Linked DNA regions of Mus musculus: region 2 is linked to region 1. Evidence: chromatin loops called from intact Hi-C (ENCODE). Cell type or tissue: left cerebral cortex. All regions are shown on one strand. Each heading gives the region's core, and the rest is flanking DNA. Links, peaks and the distances in the headings are about the cores only.

What was found. Peaks named below come from ENCODE experiments on the same cell type or tissue, not always from the same donor. Only the 100,000 strongest peaks of a DNase experiment are listed, where the experiment ranks them.
Region 2: a loop joins it to region 1, with 7 times the contacts of the local background. A loop is called at or near these places in 11 of 42 quality-filtered maps.

What each region holds. Positions count from the first base shown.
Region 1 is chr7:81,450,869-81,458,587 of GRCm38, forward strand. Cpeb1 (cytoplasmic polyadenylation element binding protein 1) reads right to left here and starts at 3,890. Exons shown (of 12, transcript NM_007755.5): 1 at 3,766-3,890. The coding sequence starts at 3,780. In left cerebral cortex, for the core only: CTCF peaks have their summits at 2,958 (motif pointing left) and 4,733 (motif pointing right); DNase peaks (open chromatin) are centred at 2,207, 2,952, 3,046, 3,643 and 2 more places; H3K4me3 peaks cover 2,804 bases; H3K27ac peaks cover 2,300 bases.
Region 2 is chr7:81,566,622-81,574,340 of GRCm38, forward strand. It overlaps Whamm (WAS protein homolog associated with actin, golgi membranes and microtubules), which reads left to right and starts at 4,671. Exons shown (of 10, transcript NM_001004185.3): 1 at 4,671-5,288. The coding sequence starts at 4,701. Fsd2 (fibronectin type III and SPRY domain containing 2) reads right to left here and starts at 360. Exons shown (of 13, transcript NM_172904.2): 1 at 220-360. In left cerebral cortex, for the core only: CTCF peaks have their summits at 1,859 (motif pointing left), 4,357 (motif pointing left) and 5,109; DNase peaks (open chromatin) are centred at 4,616 and 5,154; H3K4me3 peaks cover 2,246 bases; H3K27ac peaks cover 1,114 bases.

The sequences.
Region 1 (7,719 bases), core at 1,836-6,835:
TTTTCTTAGCTGCTACAAAATGTTAGAGAGACTAAAGTCAGGTGACATTTTGAAGTTCTTATCTTTAGCAAAACTTTCCAGGCAATGGATAAAGAATCTACCTGGTTTGTATCAGAGTTTGTGTTCTCACATAAAAATCCACTTGCCAAAGGTTTTGAATATACTCATTACTACTTTACAGTCTTAAGTGTAAAATACAGAAATAAGTGTTCCTTCTATCACCTTTCAACCTCTTAATAGATTAGATATGACTAGATAGAATGCTGATGCTAAGATTCTAAGCCTTGCCCAGAATTAAAGGCCCAGCCCCTCATTACTAGGTCAGGGTCCTTTTGTGCCCTGGGAGAGGGCACAAAGGCATTTGGTAAGGACAGAGCGGTGAAGACTATGCACCACCCTACTTTCATCAGTCTTAGAACACTTATCTATAATTGCAGGGCTCTGAGCCCCAGGATCTTACGCTGAAAGGACAGAACTGACTCCTGCAAGTTGTTTTTCTCCCAATATGCAATTATTAAAAATATAATAAAACTTAAAAACAATTATTTCAAATCTGTCTTGTCTGAGGAAAAATTATTAAAATTTTATCTCTACTGAAAATATAAGTTTTCTTTATAGTAGGTTGGAAGGGTCAGCACACAGTGGGAGGAGCCTTTCTTCAGACCTCTGGCTATCAGGACCAACTGCTCTGACCCACACCATGGAACAGTAGACACAGCACATTCCTTCCAGGCACTAATGCTCAGAAGACCTATCCTAAATTCTACAACAAGAGGAGATTCCTATCTCTACAGACAACTATAAAAATAGGACCAGCCCATAAAACCTCTTCTCTACATCATCCATCAGCAATAACCTTTTGATCCTTGCCATGACAAGGCACACAACATGTTACAGACTGGGATAAAACAACAAAAAGACCCAGGATCTGATTCCATCACTTAATGGCTTTTTGAATGGGTATGTGAGCCTCAACTTCAAACTAGTCTTCAGGTTGAATCCAACATTAAAGATGTTCTATTTGATCCAAACTGTTTTAAGTTTTTATTGCTGTACTTATAAGCCAGAGATTCTTCAAAATGGGGAGGTGTCAAAGGTCCATCAACTCTGGGCATGAAGTTTTCAGTAGTCAATTAATGAACACTTCCTTTAGAGCAGCATATACATATACACTATAGGTCAATGGTTACTACTCTTCCCTCTTTTTCAACTCATTTACTTTACCTTGGTATAATTTAGGTTTATAAATCACTTAAAGGTTTGTTTGTTTGTTTGTTTTTAGTGAGTCGATTGCACCAGATACAAATACTTCTCAAAACAGCCATTATCAATAGCTTCTTGTTAACAAGTTTGGTGCTGTTCTTAGAATCATACAACTTTATCTTCCTCCTCCACTTTCTGCTTTATGAACACTTAATGTGCCACAGCACTGCAATTGCCTATACTGAAAGGACCCCAGAACCATTCCTAACTGCAAATGTCCCCAGGTTCATTAAATGCGTGTGTCAGCTCTCTAACTCCTGTCTGCTCTGCAGGCTGACACAGCCTCCCTTCCACACTGGGGGGCCTCTGCCAGGGAAGCTGTCTGTAAAACAATCATTGGGAGGGGAGCAAGTGTTTTTATACTACAAAGCTGACTTACCTCTACACTTGTCAACTTTCATTAAACAGAGCAGGCAGTGCCAAATGACTCAAATTTAGATAACTGTGAGAAGTAAGAGGGTGGGACATGGTAAACGCTACAGAAAATGCCCCGTGAGTTCCAGGCAAGATCTTACAAGAAAGGGTAAACGGTAAGTGGTGACTCTTGAACACTACTGTCCTTAGGGGCTCCTAACAGGCTACAGCCCCAGTGTACGTTCAAAGTCGGCGGTCCATTCCTTTCTACATACAGGGAAAACAATCTTGAACTTCTTGTCTTGTTTTGCCTGTTGTATTTTTCTGTTGTTTAAAAAAAAAAAGAAAAGAAAAGAAAAGAAGAAAAGAAGATCTTGTGTCCTTACACTCAAAAAGAGCATGCGAAAGTGGAAACTCGCCTCATCAAAGTCTCCACTGGTACACGTGGCCCGAATCACCTAAGAGGTGGCCTGGAGAAAGCTGGTACACGCGTGCCTTTCCAGAACACTAAACTCGACCCACTGGCCCCAGCAAATGACGCAGCCCAGCAGTTTACCCAGGTGCCAGAAGAGAGTGGGGAGGCAGCCCGGTAGCCAGGGAGACCAAAGGAAGCAGTTGCCAGAGAAATGCGTTCATCAGAGTCGGGCCTGGAGGCCGCGGTGGGGGATGGGGCGGCCTGAGGCTGGCAGCCCCAGGCTATTCCAGGTCTCCGGTGCTTCCGACATTTCCACAGGCTTAATTCTATCTGAGGGCAGGGCAGAGTCAGCCTGCAAGGCACAAAGTGCCACTACAGAGCACGGTGCTAACTAACGCCTGCGAGGCTGCACAGAACGAGGCTGCATAGGACCCTGGAGCCCAGGTGCTCCGTGCTTTCTGGTGTTGCGGGCCACTTTGCAGGAACCGTGGCCTTGCAGAGCCCCCTGGAAATGAGGCTCGTGACCGTGAGAGGCTGGAACCGCACAGCAACCCACACGGGTGGCCTGCGCTGCCCACCGAGGACGCTCTTTGCTGACATGGGTCCCCCTGCCTAGGCATGGGCCTCCCCCCACACACACCCCGTTGCGTCTAGGCCCCCAGTGAAGCAGCCTTGTCAGCCCTACCCGCCCAGCGTCCAGCCTCCGCTCCCCCAAACCAGAGGTCAGGGCTGGAGGCCACGCGAGCCCATCTGCAACCCGACACCCCCGAATTTGGACACCTGGCCTTGCTGGCTGAGAAACGCTGAGCGACACCCTCGAGGCCACATGAGTGCGTCCCGCCAGGCCGCCCGAGTGAGGCAAGCGGACGCCGCCGAGGACTAGCTGGCTTCCCGCCTGCGCCCCCTCGCGGGCTGCTCAACTCCTCCTCCCCTCCGGGCCCGCGCCCCCCAGCCCCGCGAGGCTCCCGGGGACAGCCCTCGAAGCCCGGTCACACGCACGTGCGACCTCACCTGGCCCGGTCCACCCTCGGGGCTAGGGCTCCGGGAGCAATCGAACGTGTGAAGCCACGTGACTTCCCCGGGCTTGGAAAGAGCGCGGCCCGCACGAGGGGCCCGAGACCTCGGCTTTAAAGGAGCCATGTCAGCGCCGTCGTGGCGCGTCTCCCCCTGCGCCGCCCCAGCCTGAGGGGGTCTCCGCGGCTCGCTGCTGCGCCGCCCGCAGCGAGCCGCCAGCCCCTGCCTCCTGCGGGACGCCAAGGCGACTCTCGGGGAGAGAGAGAGAAGGAAAGAGAGAGACGGGAGCCGCGGGCACCGCCGGCCAGCCGGCCGGCCGCTCGAGCTCTCCCGTGCGACGGCTGCGGAAAAAGGAAGTGTTGGCGTCCGGGCGCCCGTCCGCGCGGCCGGCTCCTGTCTGGACGTATGTTCGAGGCCACCGAGAGTTGTGCAAGTGCAGCTCCGAGGCCCCGGCGGTCGCCCCCGAAGGGCCGCGGCGCCTTTAAGCCCAAAGGCCTGAGTCACGAGGAAGCTCCCTGCCCCTCCCCGCGCGCCCCACACCGCTCCACGAGGCCCACGACCGCGGGCATGTGACCGGCGCCCCGCCCGGGACGCTAACCCGGGCGGCGGTGAGGGGGCCCTGTGAAGTGGCGAGACTGCGCGCGGACCGTTAGCCGAGGCGGCCGGCGGGGACAGCAGCCCCGCCCGGCCCGGCCCCGCCCCGCCCCGGCGGCTCTTACCAGAGAGAAAGCCATGGGGTCCGGCGTGGCCCTAAGGGACTGGCGGGCGGGCGGGCGCGCGGGCCGGCGGGTCTGTGCGGCGCGGGACGCGCACACACGTGGGCACTATTTTTGCAGCGAGCAGCGCACGACTCCGCACCCCGGCGGCTTATAAAGCTCCGCGGCGCTGGCCTGACGAGGAGCACCTGTGTCGGCCCCGCCCGGCCTCGTCCCCGCCCCCGCCCCCTGCGCTCCTTCCTGCCGTCCAGACCCGCGCTCCGCCGCCCACCCTGGGCCTGGGGGTCCGAACGGGGGGTGGGGGTTAGTTCTGAGGCTCGAGCCAAGACAGACCACCACTGCCTCCCCGGAGCCCGAGGGGGCTCAGGCCTGAGCAAGTCCCTCGCCCGGTGACCCTGACCATTTCACTCTCCCGCGGGCCTCAGTTTCCCTACAGATTTACAAGACCCTGGGATGCCCCGCTGCGCCGGTGACGTGCGCCCCCCCCCCAAAAAAACGTATAACCACGCCTCTCCTTTGCTAGTGACCTCTCGGGTGGAAGCCCCGGTGGCACCGAACCCAGCCCCTCCACCCATCCCCACCTGCAGCAGACACGCCCTCACTTCAGACCGACTGCCACTGCATCTGGAGCGAGCTGGAACCCGGAGCGCAGGCGTCAGGGGATTCGGGAAAGTTCCGAAAACAGCAGTGATCCTCTTCGGATTGCAGTTCCCCAGGGAAACCGCTCCCGACGCTCCCTCCAGAATGACAGGACGCTTTACTGACAAAATTCGGGGCAAGAGATCAGGGTGAGCGAAGCTGTTGTTCCGAGAGGCGTCATGGGCCAGCTAGGGCTGGACCAGACCGGAAGCCCAAGCGAGCGCAGAGGCGGAGATGGCATTCCGGGCTGCAGACCAGGGAAGGCGGAGAGGGAGGAATGCACTGAGAGGCTCAATCTGACTAAGACCAGCTAATGCGTGTTGGTGCCACAGGAGGGAAGCCCGAGCCCAGTTTCTGAAGGGCTTTTATTCTGCAGCTAGCTGGAAACTAGAGGAAAGGTGAACAAGCTTGGAAGTTGCCAGGTCTCTTTTAAGGTGTTGCTGGAGAGTTGGAGGTGGGAAATAAGCCACTAGGTTGGTTAAGAAAGAGAACAGAGCTTATTGAACATTTCTAAGTGTTTTATATGTTATACTTTTTATTCAGCGCGTATTATACTCAAGGTTCCTCCTGACAGGTGAAGAAGCTGTTACCAACTTGCTGGCAGGTTTGTGAGGCAGGAACGTATAAGCTTCTGCCCAGGGTATTAAGAAAGGAAGCCTACGGTCCTAGCCTAGTGTGTTTGGAGAAGGTGGGGAAGAGGACAGATGCTGGAGTTAAAGTGCAGAGGGAGCTGAATGACAGCTGGCTAGTCTCCATTCTGTGGTCGTTCCCAAGGGTTACTGAAGTCCTAAGCAGAAAGGGTGGTTACAGTATGGAGAACCCATCCCCTTAGGAGCAGCCCAACCCCCATCTTGGCAGCATAGGCCTGATAAATCAAACCTAGTATTTCTTGCTTCTCTTCTCTTCCTATTCTGAGAGGTGCCACACTTAGATGCCTACAACATGGGAACTGTAAGTGAGGGTGTATGAGATGCTCTGAAGACCCAAGGCATATCTGGAAAGACCGATGGCATCTATGACTAAGACATCCATGGTGGCTTAGGCCCATAACTGCAATACTATCACAGATGAGGCAGAAGGAGGGGTGCCTTGCATCCGAAGGCAGTTAGGAACTACAGTCTGAAGGAAGTCTACCTCAAGGAAATAAATTAATTAATTAACTAATTAATTAAATGGAAGGAATAGGTTAGCCGATAGGCATCAGAAACCTCTAAAATATCTCATCTTAAGGTCGCCATGTACCTTAGTAGCTGCCAATTTGTGATCCTTCACATCCAGTCCTCCCTGACCCAAAGTTAAACAAGATAAGAATCTAAGACTTGAAATGGCACCTGAGGGCCTATGGGAATGGATACCTGAAAAAATATAAAGTTTCAAGCTCCCAGCCTATAAGAAAGTAACTTTGAACACAGATTTCTGCTGCTAAATCACCGTCCCTAAACCTAGCCAAAGGCAGGAGGAGTGGAGTATTTTCTGGGCATTCAAGCGTGTACTTCTCACACTTCTAAATGCTTTGCTTGTTAACTCATAGGTAAAGAGGCTGCTGTTCAAAGAAGGAACATGCTTGGCTTCAGCTGTTTGGGAGACTGAGGCAGGAGGGAGGATTGCAAATTTAAAGCCAGCCTGTGAGGACAACTTAGTAAGCCTGTGTGCCCCTACCCTACATTCCCTCACCACACCCCCAGACTCAAGAGTAGAGTTGGGAATATAATCAATAGGTGTGCTTGTCTAGTACATACAAGACTCCAGGGTCAACCCCCAGTATACTACAAAAGAAGGCAATTAAGTGACTTCCTCAAGGACCCCTTGCCAACAGGGGCAAATGGAGAACTCAGACCTGTCGTTTTCTGTTTTCATAGTCTGATGAGAGTAAAACCTTTGGCATCTCCAGCTTCCTTTCATATTTTACATCTATTATTTATTTGTGTGATATGGATACAAGTGGAGGTCAGAAGACACTCGCAGCTCTCTCCTTCTACTCTGTGGGTCATGGGGCTTGAGCTCAGGTCATCAAGCTTGGTAGCAAATGTCTTTACCTGGTGAACCATCTTGCCCTGCCTCACCCCACCCATTTTTTGAACTGACTGAGTCCTTGATCCTCCTACCGGGTGTATGTGTGTGGTATACATGTCTATATGTGCAAGTGCATGCACATACACACACAGAGTAATGAATTTTTTAAAGTCCAGAGGATCAGCCTCACTTTTATCATATATAAATGTAAAATTGAAATAGGTTAAATATATAAATGTGAAAAGTTGTTTTTGGAATTTTAAAGAAGAATATAGGAGAACATCTTTTTTAATTTGTTAAAGTCTAGACTCACAACCAAAAATATTTTAATTTGTTGTTTTGGTTTTTTGAGGCAGGGTCTCACCATGTAGCCCAGGATAGTCTTGAACTGAGACTCTCTTGCATTTACCTCCTAAGGTAAAACTCATAGGGTTATAAGTCTATGCTATGTGGCCTAGAAGGAGACATTTTTATTGCCTCAGCCCATAGACAAATTCTTCAAATTATAAACAATAATAAAAAATGAAAATGATAAATTTGATCACACTATAGTTTAAAGCTTTATGAAAAATATTTAAAGCTGGAAATAATATCAAGGTCTTCAAAGATCTAAGATAGTTTGGATATCTAAGAACTTCTATTCTCCACAATGCAGTCAATAAAATATGTTCTGTGAGCAAAATTTCCCAAGATCAATAAATAACTGTGTATGTGTGCTGTGTGTATTTATGTGCACATGAGCATGTGTGTTCATGCAGAGGCATGAAATTGACACTGGATGTCTTCTTCCATGGCTCTACCACCACTTCCCCTTTTAAAATTGTGTCTTAGTGAAACTGGAGGTCACTTTTTGGCTAGTCTGGCTAACCAATGAGTCCCTGGGATCCTGGGGTTGGGTTTCTGTGTGGGTGCTGGGGATTCAAGCCCATGTAGCAAGCCAAAGCTATTTCCCAATCTTTCTGTGTTGATAGTTCTTAGAAATTTGCCCCTATTCTCTATCAAAGCTGATTCAGAGGTAAAAATGAGTCTGAGTCCAGCATTCAAGTGGCTCTCAATTGGTGGATCAATCTCAGACAAAACAGTGATAAAAACAGAACTCCTGAGGGGGGAGAATCCAGGGCCCCCAAGCTCTCCTGAAGTCAGCAGCTCCAGCTGCTGTCTGGTGCCACAGTGCCTGGCGAATCCCCAGAGCCAGATGCGGCGCTGGCCCCTGGGACTGCTTTTGTTCTCTTCCCCTAACAGGAGGGCCACACCTATTTCACTCTGGCATACTTCTGAACAGATAGGCACTTAAGAGACAGGGTT
Region 2 (7,719 bases), core at 1,545-6,544, 120 kb after region 1:
TTTTATGCCTGGTACTGTCTTCAGGCAAGATGAATTCTTGCAAGTTTAAGCAAGCTAGAAAACATTGACCCAATCAAGTGTAATTTACATTTGAACTGTCCCATGTAATCCTCACCCAGCTAAAGGACTATATTAGATGGTTCTTTAACATAGTGGCTGTGTAATTACAGTGAGATAATACAATTTGCATTACCATAACACAATTATCCCAAAACTTGCCTGCTTTTTTAAAGGCCCATAAATGCGTCTTTTAACTCCAACATCCTAGGTTTCTGCTGGAAAGTTGGATTTCTGTCTGGCCAGCTCCCCTTCCCGGTGACCTCTGAGTGCGCTGCAAGCTGGCCATGCCTAGTTCACCCTGGGAAGTAGGGTGCCAAAGCTGGATGGTAACATGAGCTAGCGTCCACCACAAATAGCAACAGGCCTGCCATGAGTGACAGTCCAAATATAGGCCTGCCACAGCGGCCTTGCCACTTCTTAACACTCAAGTGTCACCAGGGGAGGTCACATGCTGTGCTCTGTACTTCATTTACTGTGGGGGCTGAGACCCGAGACTCAGGTGGCTGGGCGAACGGAAAGGGTTGGTGCTGTCATGGCCGGGCCAGAATGGAGACGCTAACAGTCCTGGGCTGTGTGTCTTCCCCCTCAGTTTTCTCAAAGTGTTTTGAGCCAACAGTTCTGGAGGCAATGCAAAGGCTATGTGTTTTCTCTCCCACCATCCTTTGCAGTGTGGGACGTGCTCCCCTCTCTCTGAATGAAGACTCCGCAGAGCCTGTGATTTCTGTTCCTTCTTAGGTGGCACAGTTTTAGGTCTCTCAGTGTCAGCAATTGAGCATCCAGTTCTGTAGATTGATTCAAAGGTTTTCTGGGCATCTCTATTTCTCTCCTCTCTAGCATGGTCCTCTTTAGCAGGATGCCTGTCTCAGGAGGAGGAGCAAGGTAGGGCTTCCCTCCACACACTCCTTGGAGCAGTGGGCTGGCTGTAAGAGCGGTGGAGAAGGTGATTAGCTGGCTGTTTCAGTGGCTGTCACTGGGCAGTGGGGCCTATATCATTCTCAGATCTGAGTCTCCCATGTCTAGAGAAACCCATTATGAAGGCCCTCTCTCGAAGTTCCCACAACCCGGCAGATCCCACCCTACCCACCCCCGCGCCCCCAAGTCTGTTTTATTCCTCCCCAAAGTGTCTGCCCTTCCATCACCAATTGTGACCTTGTGAGTTCTTTTCCTCTGTGAAGGGAGCTTGTTTTGGAAGGTGAACTAGGACACTCCTCGAGGTCTCTTTCTTCTGTAGGCATCATCTTTGCTCCTTGCAAACTCTAAGATGCAAGTGACCTCAATGAGTCTTCCCACCTCCACAACAACAGCCCATCCTCTCTAAAGCTATCACTCCAACAGCAGTAAACAGAGCTAGCTCTCTTAAGGGTCCCTTTGAAGACCCATCACTGGGCATAGGGTAGTGGTGGCATGGAATAGAGGGGCCATGGGCTGGAAGGGAGCATGGCGTAGAGGGGCCACAAAGTAGAAGGGGCATAGTGTGGAGAAGGTATGGCCTACTCTCTCCAACCTGGCAACTTCCTCCGGAGAAACTGTCCTATAGCCTCTGTCCCAGAAGGAAACTCCCCCCCCCCCCAGGTCTTAAAAATATCTCCCAATTATTTGAGAGGCCCAAGAAGTGTGAATCAGGTTCTAAACAATTTCCTTGGAGTAGTATTAGGTGATGAGAAAGGACAGGATGCAGGCAAAAGGATTCTTGTGACATGAAACATGTGGGCTGGAGAGATGGCTCAGCGGTTAAGAGCACTGACTGCTCTTCCAGACGTCCTGAGTTCAAATCCCAGCAACCACATGGTGACTTACAACCATCTGTAATGGTATCTAATGCCCTCTTCTGGTGTGTCTGAAGACAGCTACAGTGTACTCATATAATAAATAACTACATCTTGAGAAAGATGGTGCAAAGCTGTATTTAGGTCCCAATCTATCATATGCATAAGTATGCAATTGGTAGCCAGTGTGAAGCCCCATGTGTTCAGAAGCCATCTGGACATACAAGTTTGCTGAGTCATGTATAGAGTTTGGGACTGGGGAAAAAAATGGTTTCTTTGAAAGTCTGTATGTGGTCATTTGATCTGGGGATTTTGTTTTTTTACTGTTGGGCCTGTTTTAAAATATCATCACTTCAGTATAGCCAAAAATATTAGAAAGAAAATGAAAAAAATTATCTGGACCGTCTTGTAATCTGGACACTTGGGAGACAGAGGCAGGATGACCACTGGAGTTCAAGGTCAGATAGGGTTATATAGAAAGACTCCATTTCAAACAAAACAAAAATTAAAAACAAAAACAAAACAACAACAACCCATACACATAAAGAAGGATATACAGGATGCTCACCACTTTGGTCTGTTGTGGCTTTGGTTTTTGGTGTGGGGCAGAGATGGGGTATGGGGAGGGTTGGGGAGGGACCCACCTAAGGCCTGAAGTATATTTAGCAAGCTATACCACTTATCTACCTTCAGCCCCATATAGTATTGCTTAGATGGGCAGAAACTAAAAATTAATCTATTTTTATCAAAGTGCGATTCATTAGGTAATTGTGATATAGTTAACTCAATATTTGCAAATATTAAAAACAATGATGTAGATGTCTATTGTTTTGGGAGATTGAAACCAGGGGTTCATGCTAAGCATGTCTTTATCATACCTTTTTTTTTTTTTTTTTTTTTTGGTTTTTCAAGACAGGGTTTCTCTGTATAGCCCTGGCTGTCCTGGAACTCACTTTGTAGACCAGGCTAGCCTCGAACTCAGAAATCCACCTGCCTCTGCCTCCCGAGTGCTGGAATTAAAGGCGTGCACCACCATGCCCGGCTCTTTATCATATCTTTATGTAGGCCTCACGACTACTTTTCTTTAATGTGGTCATGCCCATGATATATTTATACATGGAAAAAACATAAAATATCATTTCATCCTACATGTATGTCTTCCTACATGCATGAGCACATACAAGTGTGTACACACACACACACACACAAGCGCACACACACACACACACACACACACACAAGTACACACACAAGCACACACATACACACAAGCACACACACACAAGTACACACACACAAGCACACACACAAAGCACACACACACAAGCACACACACACACAAGCACACACACACACAAGCACACACACACAAGCACACACACAAGCACACACACAAGCACACATACACAAGCACACACACTGTATTAACATCAAGGTTCTTTAGATGGAATAAACTAACAGGATGCTTACACAATGGAGAGATTGATTTTGAAGAATTAGCTCATAAGATTATGGAGGCTTCTGTGGTTAGCAAACTGAAGGCCTAGGATGGTGAAGGCCAACAGATCAAATACAAGGAGGACAAAGATTTCAGTTTTAATCTGAAGGAAGGACAAAGCTTGGCATCTGAGCCGAAAGGCTCCAATGGAGCCAGAATGGACAAAGATCCTCTCCTAGGAATAAAGTGCATTTAAAAAGGAGATATGCATATGCAGGCATTCTTTACCAAGGTGTGGTTTAGCTGCCCCTCATCTCAAGGTCCTTCCCAACAGGTCTTGTCATCTCCAGGAATAGTTACTTGCTCTGGAGGGCACAGCTTTTTAGCATAGATAATCACTTCTTCTGAGGACAGGTGTGACCTCTTCTTCAAGGTTCACCTTGCCTTAGATCATAAAGGTTTTTATGGCTGTCTGTTGTTCTCGGAATCTAAGGTGGCTGCAGGTTTAGAACTGGCATCTTTAGGGCTCATGTGAGGAAATGCAGCAGCACTTTCTATTGGCTTGTTATAATACCCCGGCGGCATGCTTTCAGTAGTGAGGCCATCCTGCTTAGCCTTGGTGCACATATATTGTAGACAAATTCCCTCTCTAGGTCTCAAATCCTTGCTGTCAGGATGATGCTTGGCATAGACTGGCTTGGAAAGCAGAAATATTTAGGCACTCCCCCTCTCCCCCATCTCAATATACCAACAACACAGCAGATACTCAGTAAGTTTACTATATTGACAAAAATAAATGTGTCTGCGATCTAGTTTTTGACACCCCAGAGCCCTCAGTAAGTAAATATTGAGTTCAAATAGAAGTTTGATCTTGCCAGTATGTTTGTTTCAGGAGCCACATACTTAATAGGATCCTGTTGAGGGAAATTCTCATTGTAATGTTGAGAACTAAGATAGGGGCTTGAGAGATGGCTCAGCAGCTAAGAATTACTATTTTTAGAGAGTGCATTAAGCTGTTAACAGCCCCATAGAGTATTCAGTTCTAGGGGACATGACGCCCTCTTCTGGCATCTGTACTAAGGTGTGATGTCGTCCTGCCCATGTATACATGGGCTTAAAAATAAAATCTTTGCCGAACATAGCGGCTGTATGCCTTTAATGTCAGCACTCAGGAGACAGAAGCAGGGTGGTCTCTTACGAGTTCAAGGCTAGCCTGGTTCACTTAGAGAGTTCAAGGTTCGCCGGTGTTGTAAAAGGGAGACTTTGTCCCGCCTCCCCGAAAAGACTTTCCATTGGCTTTCACTTAACCAACTCCAGACAGCCTCCCTCACACAGCCTATCAGAATGAGGGGGCGGGAGCTTCTGCGCCTCTGACTGACAGTAGCGGCTCCCGGAAAATGTCGTGGCCTGTCGCAGTCTAAGGGTGTGCGGCTGCCATGGACAGCGAGCAGCCCGACAGCCTGGATGGCTGGGTTCCGCTGCGTGAGGACCTCTTCCCGGAGCCCGAGCGCCATCAGCTGCGTTTCCTGGTGGCCTGGAACGCCGCGAAGGGCCAGTTCGCCGTCACCTGTCACGACCGCACGGCGCAGCGGCGGCGGCGCGAGCGGCGGGAGGCCGGCGACGGGGGATGTAGCTGGGCCGGGGTGCTGTCGCCCGCCGGGTTCCGCGGCGCGCACCGGCAGCTGGCGGCGCTGTGGCCGGCCCTGGAGCCCTGCTTCCCGCCGCTGCCGCCCGAGCTGGACGCGGCGAGCGGCGCGGGCTGGGGCCTGGGACGCGGGCTGTGGGCCCTCCTGTGGCCGCTCCTGTGGCCGGCGCCTGCGGACCCTGGCGACTCGGCGCTGCAGGAGCTGTGCCGGCAGCTGGAGCACTACCTGGGCCTGGCGGCCGAAGGATGCGGCGGCGCCACCGTGCGCGACGTGCTCTTCCCGGCCCCGGGTGACTCGGCAGACTGCGAGGGCCTGAGCGAGTTCCGCGAGAGGACGCTGCGCGCTCGCCTGGGCCAAACGGCCACCCGGCTGCACCAGGTATGAGGCCCCGGGCCGAGGGCGGGTCCGCGGGACACTCGTGATGCGCACCGGGCGTCGCTGGTGCACCTGCGCCTCTGTTGAGAGAGAGTGGGGACCTTGAAGTTGAAACACGGTGGTGGTGGTGTTTTGTGTTTTTTTGTTTTTGTTTTCTGCTAGGATTATCAGAGTTCGGCTCCGCGCCGCCTGGCTCTCTTGGTTTGTTGTTGTTGTTGTTGTTTTGGTTGTTTGTTTTTGTTTTTGAAACAGGGTCTCAATCTGTGGTCCAGGCTGGCTTTGAACTCAGGACATTCCTCTGCCTCAGCCTCTCCAGTCCTGGGGTTAGGTAAAAGTTTACTTGCAGTTCTGAGCCAGGCTCTGCGCTTCACCTTTTCCCTGTTCTGGGCAGAGCAGGATGTTGTAATGGGAAAGGCCAGAAATATGAAAGTAAAACTGAAAACAAGGCATGTCCGTCGGAATAAAAACATAAGCTAAGTGGAAGCAATTTGGGGTTCTCCGGAGAAGATGAGGGATGGCTAAAACTGTCTGAGGATGAATGACATTTAAAAGATAGTTTTATTATTTTTTCTTCAAGCAATAAGGATTTTTATTATTATCTTCAAGCAGATGGAAAGCCCTCGGGGAGTGAGGCTTTACTCATCTGCCTTTAATGGCAACAACAAGAAGGCTCTTTTGGACCAGATAATTTGAGACACACACATTCATTATTTGTGTGGTAAACTTAACAGACCCTAAAGAGTGGGGACTTTTCACTTCACTGGAAGATTTAGGGAGAATGTATAAGTTTTACCCAGCAACAATTTCACGAAGAGAGCCAAGTTTCAGAGCTTCATTCCACATTCTGGACACTCCTCGGACATTTCCTGTTTTTCCTTATTGAGCCACGGTTCCAGTGTGTTTTCTGTTGCTCTGCTAAACACTCTGACCAGAAGCGACTCTGGGCAGAAAGGGCCTATTTGGCTTACAGGTTACATTCCATCATCAAGGGAAGCCAGGATAGGTTCTGGAGCACAGATATGGACGAAGGCTGGTTACTGGCTGTATGGCTACCTTTCTTAGCCCGGGACCACCTGCCCCCAGGTACCCACATTTGCTAGCAAGCAAGAAAAGGCTAATCTGATGGAGGCAGGCTAATCTGATGGAGGCAGTTGCTCTTGTGCTTCCCCTTCCCAGGTGTCAAGTACACAACTGAAGCTAACCATGAGTCATCATTAATTAAGCAGTGGTTTTGCTGTGTTTCTTTTGAGGAAGGGGAGGTGTATTCAACCATATAGCAAAATCTTGATTGTTGTATATTATCTTAAGCTAAATCTAGAATGAGTCTTTTAAAACTAAAATGGCTTTTAGAAGGATTCTGTTTGTGGGATCTTTGTTTTGAGACAGGGTCTCATATAGCCCAGGCTGTCCTGGAACTCACCATGTAGCTCAGGATGCCCCCATACTCTGATGACTCTCCTGCTTCCACCTCTGAAGGACTGGGAGTATAGGCTTTTGTCAGCAGCCCTGGCTCAGCTGGGATCACCTTACTCTATAAACTCACACACCTACTCCTCATGGTGTTGACTTCACTTTATACTATGAGGAAACTATGGGAGACTTTTCGGGCCAGCCAGCGTTTGGTCCTTAGCCTGATCATTTATATCAGACTTGGCTGTTTAACTAGTACTAGGGTTGGACCTGAGCCTGGTGCATGCATGTTGGACAAGCACTCTAAGTGATGAGTCATCTCCCTCCCTCGTTCTGCTTTCAAGCAGCTTCTGATTAGGTTGCCCAGGCTGCCCTCGAACTCTAGCCCAGGCAGACTTAGTCTCACCCTCACCGCTCCTTTCCTCCTGTGTAGTCCAGCCTCACAGGTCTTCTCTTTTCCTGATGTGTCCACCGTGCTTTTCAGAAGGTTCTGTTCCAGGATTGAACCAGTTTCAGCTTCCCAGAGTGAAGTCTGTAGTGAAGGCCGGATCCCCTTCCCGCTTTATCGTCCCAGAGTAGCTGAATTACAGGTCTGTTCCTCCAGACCAGCTCACAATTGGTTCATTTCTTATTTTCTTAAACCCCGCCCCCAATTCTTAACCTCTGTATACTGGAAAGTTACATTGTCCTCAAGTTCAAGTTCATTCCCTTGGGGACATTCTAGTAAGCTCATACTATGGCGCTATCCATCGGGGACTTAGAGACGGAGGGTAGAAGTACTAAGTGTGTCGCATCCACAGAAGTGTAGTCTTTTATGTTTGCTTGCTTTGAGGAGGACCTTGGCTTTGTAGCTCAGGCTGACCTGGAACTATTTAGCCCAGGCTAGCCTCGGGCTCACAGTAATGCTTTTGCTTTAGCCTCCCAAGTGTTGGGACTATAGGCTTGAGCCATCATGATAATTATGATGTTATCATAGTTATCCTCGAATTATTATTAAATAGCCATAAAAACAGTGTTGAATGAC